Linked DNA regions of Homo sapiens: region 1 is linked to region 2. A link is an interaction called in ENCODE POLR2A ChIA-PET data of the cell type or tissue named here. Cell type or tissue: PC-9. All regions are shown on one strand. Links, peaks and the distances in the headings refer to the core of each region. The heading gives the core; the rest is flanking DNA. Region 1 has its middle 46 kb from the start of STK24-AS1. Region 2 overlaps STK24 (serine/threonine kinase 24).

Evidence for each region. ChIA-PET counts read pairs that join two places held together with the same protein. Peaks named below come from ENCODE experiments on the same cell type or tissue, not always from the same donor. Only the 100,000 strongest peaks of a DNase experiment are listed, where the experiment ranks them.
Region 1: POLR2A ChIA-PET joins it to region 2 with 7 read pairs; 3 of 35 experiments call an interaction of 5 or more read pairs at or near these places.

What each region holds. Positions count from the first base shown.
Region 1 is chr13:98,619,296-98,626,379 of GRCh38, forward strand. No RefSeq gene overlaps it. Among named protein-coding and RNA genes, the nearest start is that of STK24-AS1, 46 kb to the left of the region's middle. In PC-9, for the core only: no CTCF peak of the experiment used is centred there; no DNase peak of the experiment used is centred there.
Region 2 is chr13:98,532,496-98,539,579 of GRCh38, forward strand. The region is part of intron 1 of STK24 (serine/threonine kinase 24); the gene reads right to left. Among named protein-coding and RNA genes, the nearest start is that of STK24, 41 kb to the right of the region's middle. RefSeq lists an enhancer at 3,894-4,757. In PC-9, for the core only: no CTCF peak of the experiment used is centred there; a DNase peak (open chromatin) is centred at 3,376; H3K27ac peaks cover 2,909 bases.

The sequences.
Region 1 (7,084 bases), core at 1,123-6,122, 86 kb after region 2:
CCAGTGCTTTGGAAGGCCGCGGTGGGGGAGGATCGATTGAGGCCCAGAGTTCAAGACCAGCCTGGGCAACATAGTGAGTCCCTGCCTCCATAAAAAATAAAATAAAAACCGGCCTAGCATGGTGGCTCCCAACTGTAGTCTCAGCTACTCAGGAGGCTGAGATGGGAGGATTGCTTGAGCTCAGCAGTTCAAGATTTCTGTGAACTATGATCATGCCACTGCACTGCAGCCTGGGTGACAGATTGAGACCCTGTCTCTCATAACAATAATAATAATAATAAAAGAGAGGGTATGAGTTTTTAAATCAGTTTTAGGTCCATTAGGGGAACTTTGTGGTCCACTGATGAGCCCTGATCTTTCTTTGAGAATCCTTATCTGGTCCCTTCTTCTATTCATGGAAGACACACATCATGACATCCCTCACACGGCAGTCACCCAGCTCCTGCTTGAACATGTCTGGGCACAGAAGCAGCTGCCTCCCAGGCCTTTCTAAACAGCTCCCATTGAAGGCAGCTTCTGCCTCTTTAACGTCTATTCACTGATCCAGCTTTCACCCTTTGGAGCGTTCCTGAGTTTGTCTAGTTTACTAGCAGTGGTTCCAGAGACATGATTTTAAAGTTTTTGCAGGACTCTGGGGTATCATCTGCTTGAGTCTTAAACTCATTTAAAACATCTATTTTTATTTTTATTTATTTATTTATTTTTTTTTGAGACAAGGTCTTTCTCAGGCTGGAGTGCAGTGGCATGATCTCGGTTCACCGAAACCTCCGCCTCCCAGGTTCAAGTGATTCTCGTGTCTCAGCCTCCCAAGTAGCTGGGATTATAGACGCGTGCCACCACGCCCAGCTTATTTTTGTATTTTCTGTAGAGACAGGGTTTCACCATGTTGGCCAGGCTTGTCTCGATCTCAAGTGATCTGTCCACCTCAGCCTCCCAAAGTGTTGGGATTACAGGCATGAGCCACCGTGACTGGCTTCATTTAAAACATCCAGATCATCTCTTGTGAACTCTATCTAGGACTTTATGCCCTCTTAGGGATGTGTGTTCTCTTCATTCTAGTTGGAAAATTTTTATTTAAAAAAACTAAATGGGGTTGGGCGTGGTGGCTCACGCCTGTAATCCCAGCACTTTGGGAGGCAGAGATGGGTTGATCACGAGGTCAGGAGATCGAGACCATCCTAGCTAACATGGTGAAACCCCATCTCTACTAAAAATACAAAAAAATTAGCCGGGCGTGGTGGCGGGCACCTGTAGCCTCAGCTACTCGGGAGGCTGAGGCAGGAGAATGGCATGAACCCGGGAGGCGGAGGTTGCAGTGAGCTGAGATCATGCCACTGCACTCCAGCCTAGGCGACGGAGAGAGACTCCGTCTAAAAAAAAAAAAAATGCTAAATGGAAATGAAATAGTTCTACTTTTTTCTCTCATTGCCTTACACAAACAGTGGAAGTTTCTACTCATGTAAATTCCTGGACGAGATAGATTGTTAGACTCTGGGTACCAGTTCCATATTCCCAAGAGGGAGAATCTATTGGCTTGCTTTAAAGCTTGGACGTCTTTTACAAAAATAGAGAAAAGATGGCCAAGAGAAGAAAAAGCCAATAAACCTAGCACCCAGACCCCTTCATTTATAATGGATAAACAGAAGTATAATCATGTATACCAAACATTCCACTGGCGGGCTGGGCGTGGCAGCTCATGCCTGTAATCCCAACACTTTGGGAGGCCAAGGTGGGCAGATCACCTGAAGTCAGGAGTTTGAGACCAGCCTGGCCAATGTGGCGAAACCCTGTCTCCACTAAAAATACAAAAATTAGCTGGGCATGGTGTTGAGCGCCTGTAATCCCAGGTACTCAGGAGGCTGAGGCAGGAGGATCACTTGAATCAGGGAGGTGGAGGTTGCAGTGAGCTGAGATTGCACCACTGCACTCCAGCCTGGGCAACAAAGAGTGAAACTCCATCTCAAAAAAAAAAAGAACCTGCCTTTTCCTCTTAACAATATGCCTGGTAAGGCCAGCTTTCCCACGCTCACCACTGAACATGATCCCCAGGCATAAGCAGCAAGTAACCTCTTCATTATTCTTCCTATTCAAATACATCTATTTTTATAAGCTCTTGAATAGTTTGTTCTTTGGGTTTTTGGGACTATTTGTTCAGTCCCATAACCATCGTTTATTTGATTCTGTGTGCCTCCTTCTGTCTGTGTACACATTCTTTATCATCTGTCCTTGGTGTTGTCACCCATGCATGATCCTGCTGTCTTTAGATATTTTCCCATTTCTTTCTCAAAAAAGAGCATCGCTTGTCATTGCTTCTTCAGAATTTTGCTTTTGTGAAGACTTCGTTCCTCTTGAGCCAACTAATCTTTGGAGTGAGATCTATTTCTTTCCCCTGGACATTTTTTTTTTGAGACAGAGTTTGACTTTGTTGCCCAGCCTGGAGTGCAATGGTGTGATCTCGGCTCACCGCAACCTCTACCTCCTGGGTTCAAGTGATTCTCCTACCTCAGCCTCCCGAGTAGCTGGGATTACAGGCATGCACCACCGCGCCCGGCTAATTTTTTGTATTTTTAATAGAGACGGGGTTTCTCCACGTTGGTCAGGCTGATCTTGACCTCTCAACCTCAGGTGATCCGCCCGCCTTAGCCTCTCAAAGTGCTGGGATTACAGGCGTGAGCCACCGTGCCCAGCCTCCCCTGGACATTTTTGACATCTGCTTGGCTGAACCCAGAGCAGGGGATCCAACTCCAAGTGGGCCAGGCCAGGCCTATCCTGGCGCTTTCTGATAATCTGTTGTTTTGCCCATTCCTCTGCCCAGATATAGCAACACACACACACACACACACACACACACACACACACACACACACTGAGACCCTACAGTCAATGGCTCAATGGTTGCCCTAGCGACTATCGTTGGCTTCTTGGTCACAGCAGGCAGTTGAACTGGGGCAAAGACATCTGGTTCAAATCAAGCCAATAGATTTTCTCTCCTGGGAATATGGTACCTTGACTCAGAGTCTATCAGTCTGTCTCTTCAAGGAATTTACATGAGAAACCTCATCTCTACTAAAAATACAAAAAGTAGCTGGGCATGGTAGTGAAGTTTGCAATGAGCCAAGATTGCACTAGTGCACTCCAGCCTGGGTGACAGAGTGAGACTCTGTCTCAAAAAAAAAAAAAAAAAAAAAAAATTGGCAAGCGAGCCCAGATGCATGCAGGTAGCAGAGGAAGCTGCTTTTCAGAGACAGAGGAGAACAAAGCAGATGCAGAAAAGGAGGCAGTGTTGCCCTAGCAGACAGAGCTGCCGCCTTGCCCAGATCCCCTCGGCTCTCATTCACCAGCTTCGTGCATGCTCACAGCCCAGTTCCTGCAAACTCTGTCATTCATGGCCCTCGCCAGCGACTTTCTGAGGATTGCCTTTGGGTGTTGCAGGCATCCCACCCACATGGAGAGCTAGATTCCCCCAGGAGTTTTCTCTTCTCCCCATTACCTCCAGCCCCACCCCTACCCATGGCTGTGACCCTCAGCTGGCTGGTGTGCAAGTGAAAAGGTCCAGCTCCATTGCTTGAGGCAGCACATACCCTGAGGTCTCATTGACACTCCTGAGCTCCCCATTCCCACACTCCTTCACCAGTTTCCCCTGGGAGCACCTCCCTGGAGCATCTCACTTCCACCCGAATCCCTGGCATTTAGGAGAACAGATGTGAAACCAGGCGGCCCAGAGGAATGGAGGCAGTGCCCTGGGCCTGAAGATTGCTAGTTCTCGTCCAGGTCCCTTGGGAGACCCAAAGCTCTTCCAGTTTGTGGCTTCTATGACATACTCCTCAATCTTCAACCAGCTTCCTATGTGGGTTAAATTTCAACCAGCCCATTTCTAAAAACCTTGCTGCAGGCACCCAGCATTCCCCCAGGGCCAGCATCATCTCATCTCCCAGAGGTCTCGGTCTTTCACCGCAACCACTGATTTCCAATTGCCCAGCATCTGGGAGATGAAATTATCAGCAAGGCACGTTTAGAATTTATCAGATGCTTTTCCTGGAAGGTGGTTTCCAGTAGGATTTCTAGACCTTTAAATCACTCATCACGGCTATTTTTGGCCCTGTGTATGCTTTTGCATTTATTTCTAGACATTTAAAGATGAAATATACATTTATTTACATAAAATAAATAGAAATTTAATATAAATATTTTATAAGTAAATCTGTATTACATAGGTGTGTATTATTCTTGTCCTAGAACAAAATTTTTACTATAATTAATGGCTTTAAAAATATTCTTTTAACGGAAAGTTCATGTCTTTTGCCCACTTATCCAAAAGTCTATTTATAGAAAAAAAACAAGCCCACGTTCCTTATTTGGTATCTGTGCTTCTTCCTTCTTCTACTCTAGCCTGCCTGAAAGATATTTTTGTTGCTGATATGAAGGGGTTTTTTTTGTTGTTGTTCTTTCCTAAAAGCCATGGACTTCATTAGATATTAATTATCAGGTTCCTCCCTGGCTGTGATGAAAAGTAATATTGCTTAATAGACTTTTCTGTCTATAGAGTAGCTGTTTCCATTATAAAGAGAATACATTATACAACAATTATCAATATAGAAAATCAGAAAGAAATGAGGGAAATCACCCTTAGACCTGCCAGAAGCCATATTTCCAAATAAGTACCTCACTTCCCAGGCTTCAGCATCCTTCTTAATGAAATAAGGGAGTTGACCCAAAAGACCCCAGTGATTCTTCAAAATACTCAAAAAGAACATACTGGGGCTGGGTGCGGTGGCTCACGCCTGTAATCCCAGCACTTTGGGAGGCCGAGGTGGGCGGATCACAAGGTCAAGAGATCGAGACCATCTGGGCCAACATGGTGAAACCCCCTCTCTACTAAAAATACAAAAAAAAAAAATTACCTGGGTATGGTGGTACATGCCTGTAGTCCCCAGCTACTCAGGAGGCTGAGGCAGCAGAGTTGCTTGAACCTGGGAGGCAGAGGTTGCAGTGAGCCGAGATTACACGCCACTGCACTCCAGCCTGGTGACAGAGCGAGATTCTGTCTCAAAAAAAAAAAAAAAAAAGATCCTGGAAGGAAACATTGGCCACGTGTTGACTTGGAGAAGCACAGGACTAGAAACCAGTTCTCATTCCTCATCCAGTCCTTTTCCTTTTTCTGTAGGGCTTTCTTCTTTTCCACGTTCTCCCCAACTGTCTCTTTTGTTTCCAGCTGTTCCTGTTTTTTTGTTTTTGTTTTTTTTTTTGAAAGAGTTTCATTCTGTCACCCAGGCTGGAGTACAATGGCATGATCTCGGCTCACTGCAACCTCTGCCTCCTAGGTTCAAGCAGTTCTCCTGCCTCAGCTTTCTGAGTAGCTGGGATTACAGGTGCCTGCCACCACACCCGGCTAGTTTTTGTATGTTTAGTAGAAACAGGGTTTCACCATGTTGGCCAGGCTTTTCTCGAACTCCTGACCTCAAGTGATCCCTCCGTCTCAGCCTGCCAAAGTGCTGGGATTATAGGTGTGAGCTACCACACCCAGCCTCCAGCTGTTATTTTGATTCCCTGATCATCTTTTGACACAATGCTTAGGGGTTCCAAACATGTTCATCCAGCACTCCCAGATCACTGGACTTTATTTTGTCACATGCTGACCACAGGTCCAGAGGGCCCTTTGCGTAGCACCTGCATGTAATAAGGTATCAGTACATGCTTGCTAAGTGGCTGGATAATCAAAAGCAGAGAAAATATACAGAAGTTGACCGGGTGCGATGGCTCATGCCTGCAATCCCAGCACTTTGGGAGGCCAAGGCAGATGGATCACTTGAGGTCAGGAGTTCGAGATCAACCTGGCCAACATGGCGAAACCATCTCTACTAAATATATATATATTTAAATTAGCCAGGCATGCTGGTGTGCCTGTAATCCCAGCTACTTGCACGGCTGAGGCAGGAGAATCACTTGAACCCAGGAGGCAGAGGTTACAATGAGCTGAGATCGTGCCAATGCATTACAGCCTGGGCAACAAAGCAAGACTCTGTCTCAAAAATAATTTATATATACATTTTATTTATATATAAATTTTATTATATGACATATTTATATATAAATACAATGTATATATAAATAAAATTTATATATATAAAAATTTATACATATACAAATAAAATTTATACATATATATGTCATTTGTAATTCAGTCATCATGACAATTCCAAAATGGAGGTGCTACAGCACAGTACTGATTTCAGTAACTCTAGTGGGAAGTACACTTTTTTTTTTCTTGGAGACAGAGTTCTACTCTGTCTCCCAGGCTGGAGTACAGTGACCCAGTCACAGCTCACTGCAGCCTTTAATGCCTGGGCTCAGTGGGATCCTCCTGCCTCAGCCTCCTGAGTAGCTGGACTACAGGTGTAAGCTACCATGCCTAACCAAAAATAGACATCTTTTTTCACTAACATCTCAGAATGCTGGCGCTTCTTACTATTTTTGGCATTTTACAATTGGCATTGGCCAGGCAGTAAGTGGTCGTTTTTGCCTGTGCATGCACAAATTTGGTCATTACTGTTAATATTATCATTTCAACTTAGTGATGAGCATTGTTGGGACCACATGTGTCGAGCTTGACATTTTATGTTTTCAAAAAATATTGCACTATTATTCAGCCTTGTAATGAAAATACAGTCAATGCAGAAAAACATACAAATAGAGCCGGAGGCCGGGCACAGTGGCTCACACTTATAATCCCAGTGCTTTGGGAGGCTGAGGCAGGAGGATCGCCTGAGGCCAGGAGTTTGAGACCAGCCTGGGCATCACAGTGAAACCTTATCTCAACAAAAAATTTTACAATTAGCCAGTTATGGTGGTACATGCCTGTAGTTCTAGCTACTCAGGAGGTTGAGGCTAGAAAACCACTTAAGCCAAAACATAGAGGCTACAGTGAGATGTGATTGTGCCACTGTGCTGCACCCCAGCCTGAGTGACAGAGTGAGACTTTATTGAAAGAAGGAAAAGAAAGTGGAAAGGAGAGGAGAGGAGGGGGACGGGGATGGGAGTGGGGAGGGGAGAGGAGGGGAGGGGGGAGGAGAGAGGAGGGGAGATG
Region 2 (7,084 bases), core at 1,426-6,425:
ACCCACCACACACCCATCCCACACACACATCCCATACCCATTCTAACCTCTCTGGAGGTGAGCCCCAAAGGGTGCTTCGTGTACGGTGAACTAGTTGGTTAATCTAAGGTCTCCAAAATAAAAATCAGTATTTATCAAATACCTATCTTTAGCAAATGGCTCCAAGAAGCTCAAAGAATTGACAGATTTTTCTAGTCCTCAAATATTCTTTCGAAGAAAAGTGTTATTTCTAGCCTACTGATAACAAATCATTTTTATACAGTAACATGCTTTTCTACACATTACAATAAATCTACTAATTACTACAATGTAAGTTCTTCCTAGTCTGTGTCCATGAACAGATAATTTACTTCTGTAAGTGGCACTACTCAGTTTATCTACCTGAGCTGTATTAATGCGTTACAAATGCCCCCACCATCTGGTTTAGTAAACTCATTTCTCCCATAGTATACACTTTATTTTATCCCTACAATAATCACATCATCTAGAGGACAAGCTGAATAAATATCCTACAGTATTTGACAAAACAGAAAATTGGCACAAAGAGAAATTAAATTCTATGAATTGCAAAGTCTAGGTCTACACAATCAATTAGTTTTCAGGCCGGGTGTGGTGGCTCACGCCTATAATCCCAGCACTTTGGGAGGCTGAGGTGGGTGGATCACTTGAGGCCAGGAGTTCAAGACTAACCTAGCCAACATGGTGAAACCCCATCTCTACAAAAAATATAAAAATTAGCCAGGCTACCAGCTACTCAGGAGACTAAAGCATGAGAATCACTTGAACCTGGGAGGTGGAGGTTGCAGTGAGCTGAAATTGCACCACTGCACTCCAGCCTGGGTGACAGAGCGAGACTATCTCAGTTTTCCTAAATTCCTTAATATTTCCTAAATCTCCTAAAGATTAAGGAATACTTAATATTTTAATTAAGGAAAACCCTAGTGCTAGCATCTACTATCTATAAAAAAATACTTAAGATAGAAATGCTCTAGCTAAGTTAAAAATATAGCAGGGCTTCGTGACTCAAGCCTGTAATCCCAGCTACTTGGAAGGCTGAGGTGGGAGAATCACTTGAGCCCAGGAGTTTGAGGCTGCAATGAGTTATGATTGAGCCACTGCACTCCAGCCTGGGTGACAAAATGAGAACCCCCATCTCTAAAAATAAAAAAGAAAAATATAAATTCGATTTTTGAAAAGTATTAAAAATGAGAAAAACACTACTATACCACCTAGATCAGTTTATCGCCTGTGGCCTCAGTACCCAACACACACACACACACGCACACGCACCACACCACCACCTGCTCTGTTACCTTAGGAAACCACTGTTTGAAGCTCCGCAAGGTCACAGTGCAGGGGAAGGTGACCCTAGAGAGAATAATGCTCAGACACCATGGGGTCCAGTCTGGACACAGCATAGTGTGTGCCAAGGTGAGGCTCTCCACCCAACTCTCCTGGAGTCACACTCCTTCTCAGCACAAGTTAAACAAAGGCTCTGAGGCTCTCCTAGTCTGCCGACGCCTACCCACCACCTGGTGCTAGCGGGCACCCCGCTTGGTCATCTCATCCACATCCTCCTCCAACCGCATGAGGCTTCATAGCAGAGGCAGCCGAGGAGGCAAGGCCCATGGTCACAAAGCTCCAGCACCCCCGGAGTCCCCACCAGGGAACCTCAGCCCTGCCCCAGGATCTCTCAGTGGTTGTGTGGGGTACTTTTCTTCAACAGAAGGCTCCCTGGCTCAAAGACGAGGCCTGCGGTTTGAGATGACAATGAAACTGCCTCTGCAAAAATTCTAACAGTGAGAAAATGATGACAGTGAAAGAGATCTGACCTAACCGACTCCATCTTGCTTCTACCCTCCAAGCTGTCCTTTTCATTCCTGGGCATGGGCTGAACTAACTTCGGGAGGAACTTAGTTTATAGTTTAACTTTGAAACAAAAATGGTAATAGCCCTTTCCCAAAACAAACCCCCTTCTTGCCTGGGGACTATACTACCTTTGTAAGGCTAACAAATTAGCTACAAGATTAGAAATTATGGTTTAGGGGTCACGCAGGCCGGAGGCTACAAGATTCTGAACCTCCCAAAACTGCTCCTGGGGATAAGATCACTGTTGTAAAAACTAAGATCAGTGCTTGGAATATTTTGCAGACCCAGTGTTCTGATGCACCAGCTAGTGCCACCCAGACCGGTAATCTGGCTCAACCAGTTCTGGGATCCCACCCAGGAACCGAAAACAGCAAAAAACCCACTTCAATCTCCTATGATTCCATCTCCGACCCAACCAATCAGCATTCCCCACTTCCTGAACCCCTACCCACCAAATTATCCTTAAAAATCCCAATCTCCAAATTTTCAGAGAGGCTGATTTGAGTAACAATAAAACTCTGGTCTCCTGTATAGCCAGCACTATGTGAATTAAACTCTTTGTCTATTGCAATTCCCCTGTCTTGATAAATCAGCTGTTTGGGCAGCAGGCAAGGAGAACCCACTGGGCAGTCCCAACAAACAGGCCCTGACAGCATAACCAGGAGTTTCATCAGGCAAGAATTTGATAAAAAATATGCAACGGGCCAGGCGTGGTGGCTCACGCCTGTAATCCCAACATTTTGAGAGGCTGGGGCAGGCGGATCACCTGAGGTCAGGAGTTCAAGACCAGCCTGACCAGCGTGTATTTACTAAAAATACAAAATTAGCTGGGCGTGGTGGCACGTGTCTGTAATCCCAACTACCTGGGAGGCTGAGGCAGGAGAATCACTTGAATCTGGGAGACGGAGGCTGCAGTGAGCCAAGATCACGCCATTGCACTCCAGCCTGGGCAACAAGAGCGAAACTCTGTCTCAAACAAACAAACAAACAAACAAACAAAAAAAAAATATATATATATATATATATGTGTGTATACACACACACACACACACACACACACACACACACACACGCAATGCATTCCAAATAAAGTATATAGTTCCTTGGAAAGTGAAACTGGCACCTCCTTTATTAAAATCAAAATGCAAACAAAAGCCATGGAAAACATACCCAGTGTACAAATAAACAGTAACAAACAGTGGCAGCTCCCACTGCTGAAGCTCCTCCCACGGGAAGGCCTTGTGCTGGGCAGCGTTCACAAATACGGTTTCTAGACCTCACAACCACCCCATGAGAAAGAGAACACTGTCCTCATTACACAGCTGAGACAATTCGGGCACAGATCTTACACAAGATCCCCCACAGCTCGGAAGCGGGGTTTAAGGATCATGGGTCATTCTCTGGACTGCAAAGTGCTCATGAGCTGCAAGCTTCACAGGGTGCCTGACTCCAGAGGCACCTAAGTGGCAAGGCTCATCCTGTCATCACACTAGAATGCCAGGAGTAAAATGTGATACCACTTCCCATTCCCTACAGGTGAACTCACCTTCCTGTATTTTACAAGAACTGATGGAAGCAATGATGAGTATCAGGAAACTGACTATTCTAGAAGCCAGACCAAATCGTTTTGGTGTATGCAGATTTCAATTAATAACGCATTTCCTTTACCTGAAAATCTTTTAGCTTTTAGAGGCCTCGAAGGGGAAATTCCTGGAATGGAGGTGCGAAGGTCATAGACAAGGTTGATTTGTCACAAATAGGAACACACGTATCCTGCCCACCGGGGGGAAAAATGTCACTGAGTGTTCTTTTCTCCCTAGGTGGGGCAGCAAGGGCAAGAGGGAACGTGAGCAATCAAGATACAATCTGTGAGCCAAATCCTACATCTCACAGAAACCCTGCAAGCTCCAGGCCAACACACTTCAGTAGGGGCCAGAAAACAAATGCCTTAGGCTTTGGGGACTAAATTGTCTCTGTTGCATATTCTTCTTCTATCTTTTTTTTTTTTTCTCTTCCAAGAGAAGGGATCTCTCCCTGTCACCCAGACAGGAGTGCAGTGGCACAATCATGGCTCATTGCAGCCTCAAACTCCTGGGTTCAAGTGATCCTCTCACCTCAGCCTCCCAAGTAGCTGAGACTACAGATGTGTGCCACCATGCCTGGCTGACTGTTATTTTACTTTTTGTAGAGACGGGGTCTATGTTGCCCAGGATGGTCTCTAACTCCAGGGCTCAAATGATCCTCTCACCCCGACCTCCCAAAGTGCTGGGATTATAGGGATGAGCCACCACACCTGCCCTTCTCTCCATTTTTAAAAGCTCATGAGCTGATAAAAGCCGGCCTCCTAGTCCCCTGCAGGAGCCCAGTGCTCTGGGGTCCCGGGAGCTGCCCTGACCTCTCAGAACGATCTTCCAAGCATCACTCAACAGAACCAGAAACACATACCCTGCCAGCCACCACACTCCTCCGCCTGTCCTCCAGCTGTCCGGCTGCCACACTCCTCCGCCTGTCCTCCAGCCGCCCAGCCACACTCCTCCGCCTGTCCTCCAGTCGCCCAGTGAAAGGGAGGGGGAAGCAGGCCCTTGTGTGCCCCCGACACTGGCCGGAGCCCGCCCCTCCCGGCTCATCTCCTTACCTCCCCCAAACCCCTTGAAGCAGCCGCCTCCAAAGATGAGAAGGGGAGGCTTGGCAAGTAAGTCACTCACCCAGGGAGAGAGCCAGGATGGTGGCCTTCAGCTCCTTGAGTCCTCAAGCCAGCGTTCTTCAGCCTACACTGTGACCCCCTCAAGACCTACCTCTGAAGGAGCAGGCTACCTGTGCAGTGCCACCTCTCTAGACAGTGGCCCTCAGAGGGCTCCCATCAGGCAGTCCTCCTGGGTGAGGCTGCTGGGATGGCTAAGGACACCTGTCTTCGTGGGGCCTCTCACAAACACACACACCTCATCTGGAGTGGGGCCTTCCCCCTGGATGGCGTTACCCTATGGCCGCTGTGATGTCTGCTTTGAACAGCAGCGGGCTCATTCACAACAGCACAGTGCCCGGCACACGGGAGACCTCAACCCCATCAGCTGAATAAACAAGTGAGGCGAGTGCAGCTGAGGAGCTGAGGCCCCAGCCGCCAGCTGTGGCACGAGAGGCAGACAGACCTTCCAGACTAAGGACCGGGCCACGCACTGGCCAGGGTGCCGGCCTCACTACCCACAGCAGGACAGGGGCCCCAGCTCCACCCAGGTGCATGCCAACAGCCCAGGAAGCAGCAAGCAGGTGGAGACGTGCACCCGTAAGTACAGAATGTGAGACAGAAGCAAGAGGAGGTGGCGATCTTTATAGTCTTCACCTGGGTTCCTTTCTGCTGCCCCCTCAGTGTAGTGCAGGGGCTGAGGGCTCAGCTCCTGGAGCCAGGCTGCCTGAATCGAATCCCCAGCTCTGATGAGGGATTCGATTTAAGTGACTGACAAAGTCACTTAAACGCCCTGTGCCTCAGCTGCCTCTTCTATAGATGGGGATAACAAGAGTACCCACAACACAGGGCTGTGGGATGAACCTGCTGAGGGGCTCAGGGCTCCGCTGCATGGCCCAACCACTTCCATGATGCCCCAGCTGCTCCGCTCGGGGTGCAGCTGGAGGTCAGAGTGGGCAGGGCCTACCTTGTAGATGTCACTTGTAGCTTCCACCCTGGTTTTCTGTCACAACAGACACCTGCTTTCTGGTGCCCATCAATGTCACTAATCCACAGGGATGTCAACAAATCCTCATCACTTCCAGAACTTCCTTCCCAAGAACCATGCTAAGCTTCAGGTTTTAGTGAAGGAAAGGGTATTCTCCATCGGCTAGGTCAATCACTGCTTTGGTGCTTGCTTTTTTTTTTTTTTTTTTTTTGAGATGGAGTCTCGCTCTGTTGACCAGGCTTGAGTACGGTGGCATGATCTCGATCACTGAAACCTCCGCCTCCCAGGTTCAAGCAATTCTCCTGCCTCAGCTTCCCTGGTAGCTGGGGTTACAGGTGCCCACCACCACACACAGCTAATTTCTGTATTTTTAGTAGAGATGGGGTTTCACCATGTTGGTCAAGCCGGTCTCAAACTCCTGACCTCAGGTGATCCTCCCGCCTTGGCCTCCCAAAGTGCTGGGATTACAGGCATGAGCCACCGCGGCTTGGTGCCTATTTTTAATCCCTTCCTCAAGCAGTAGCTTACTGCACCTTCAACTGATCTTCTGCTCCAAGGGGAGTTTGTGAGCTCATCTTATTCATTCTCTGCCCAGTCTCTTGCCACTTCTTTCTCCTAGTCCTCTATTCTGGTACACACATACACATTCACACACATGCATGCACACACCTGCCTACAAAACCATGCCTTGTGCTAAACCCTACCTCCTGGAGGGAGCTTCCAGAGCAGCCCACCTGCCGCCTGACCTCCTAGGTTCATCACTGCCACTGCCTCCTTCCCACACTCAGGCCCTGGTGTCCCTTCTTTCTTGCTCCTCGGTGAGGCCCAAACAGGTGAAAATTTCATAATTACTGAGAAAACCACAGAAAAGATAATACTTTGTTCTGCCCTCGCCACCTGTCACAATTTCTGGAAGGCATTCGAAGGAGACACAGGAGTCAGGGCTGGTGGGGAGGGGGACACAGAAAGGAAAGGGCGACAGCCAAGACTCACACACAGTCACTCCCCAGACCTGACATCCAGCTGTACACAGCAGAGCACCCGCTGTTTCCATCAAAGGCTCAGCCTGCTGCGCACTTTGTACACAATTTTCCATTTCCATTCGGCTCACTCCAGCTGTGCCGCCCTGAAGCACACACCTCTTCCATGGGTGGGTTCAGCCTGCTACAATACTAACATCCTCCAAGAGAGCAAATACTATAATGCAACTCTTTTTGTGATTCGGCTGCTTTTCTCCATTTTGCCATATTTATATAACAATATTAATGTTGCAATGGAAGTAGGAGTACATCTATTGGCACCATAATCTGTCGTCCCCTTCCTATATTAAAATGATTCTTGATGATGAACCATCCTTGGATGCCTGAAAAAAAGAATCAAATCCTTTATCTTCAGTGCTCTCACAGCATTTGAAAATAATGCTAGATTTTAAAACATCACAAGTCAGCAAAGCAAAGTGCTTAAGAGAGTAGGCTTTGGAGTCAGGCTGGCCCAGTGTTCTTCTCTCGACTTGATCTCTGCAAAGCTCCATTTAAAAACAAAAAAAA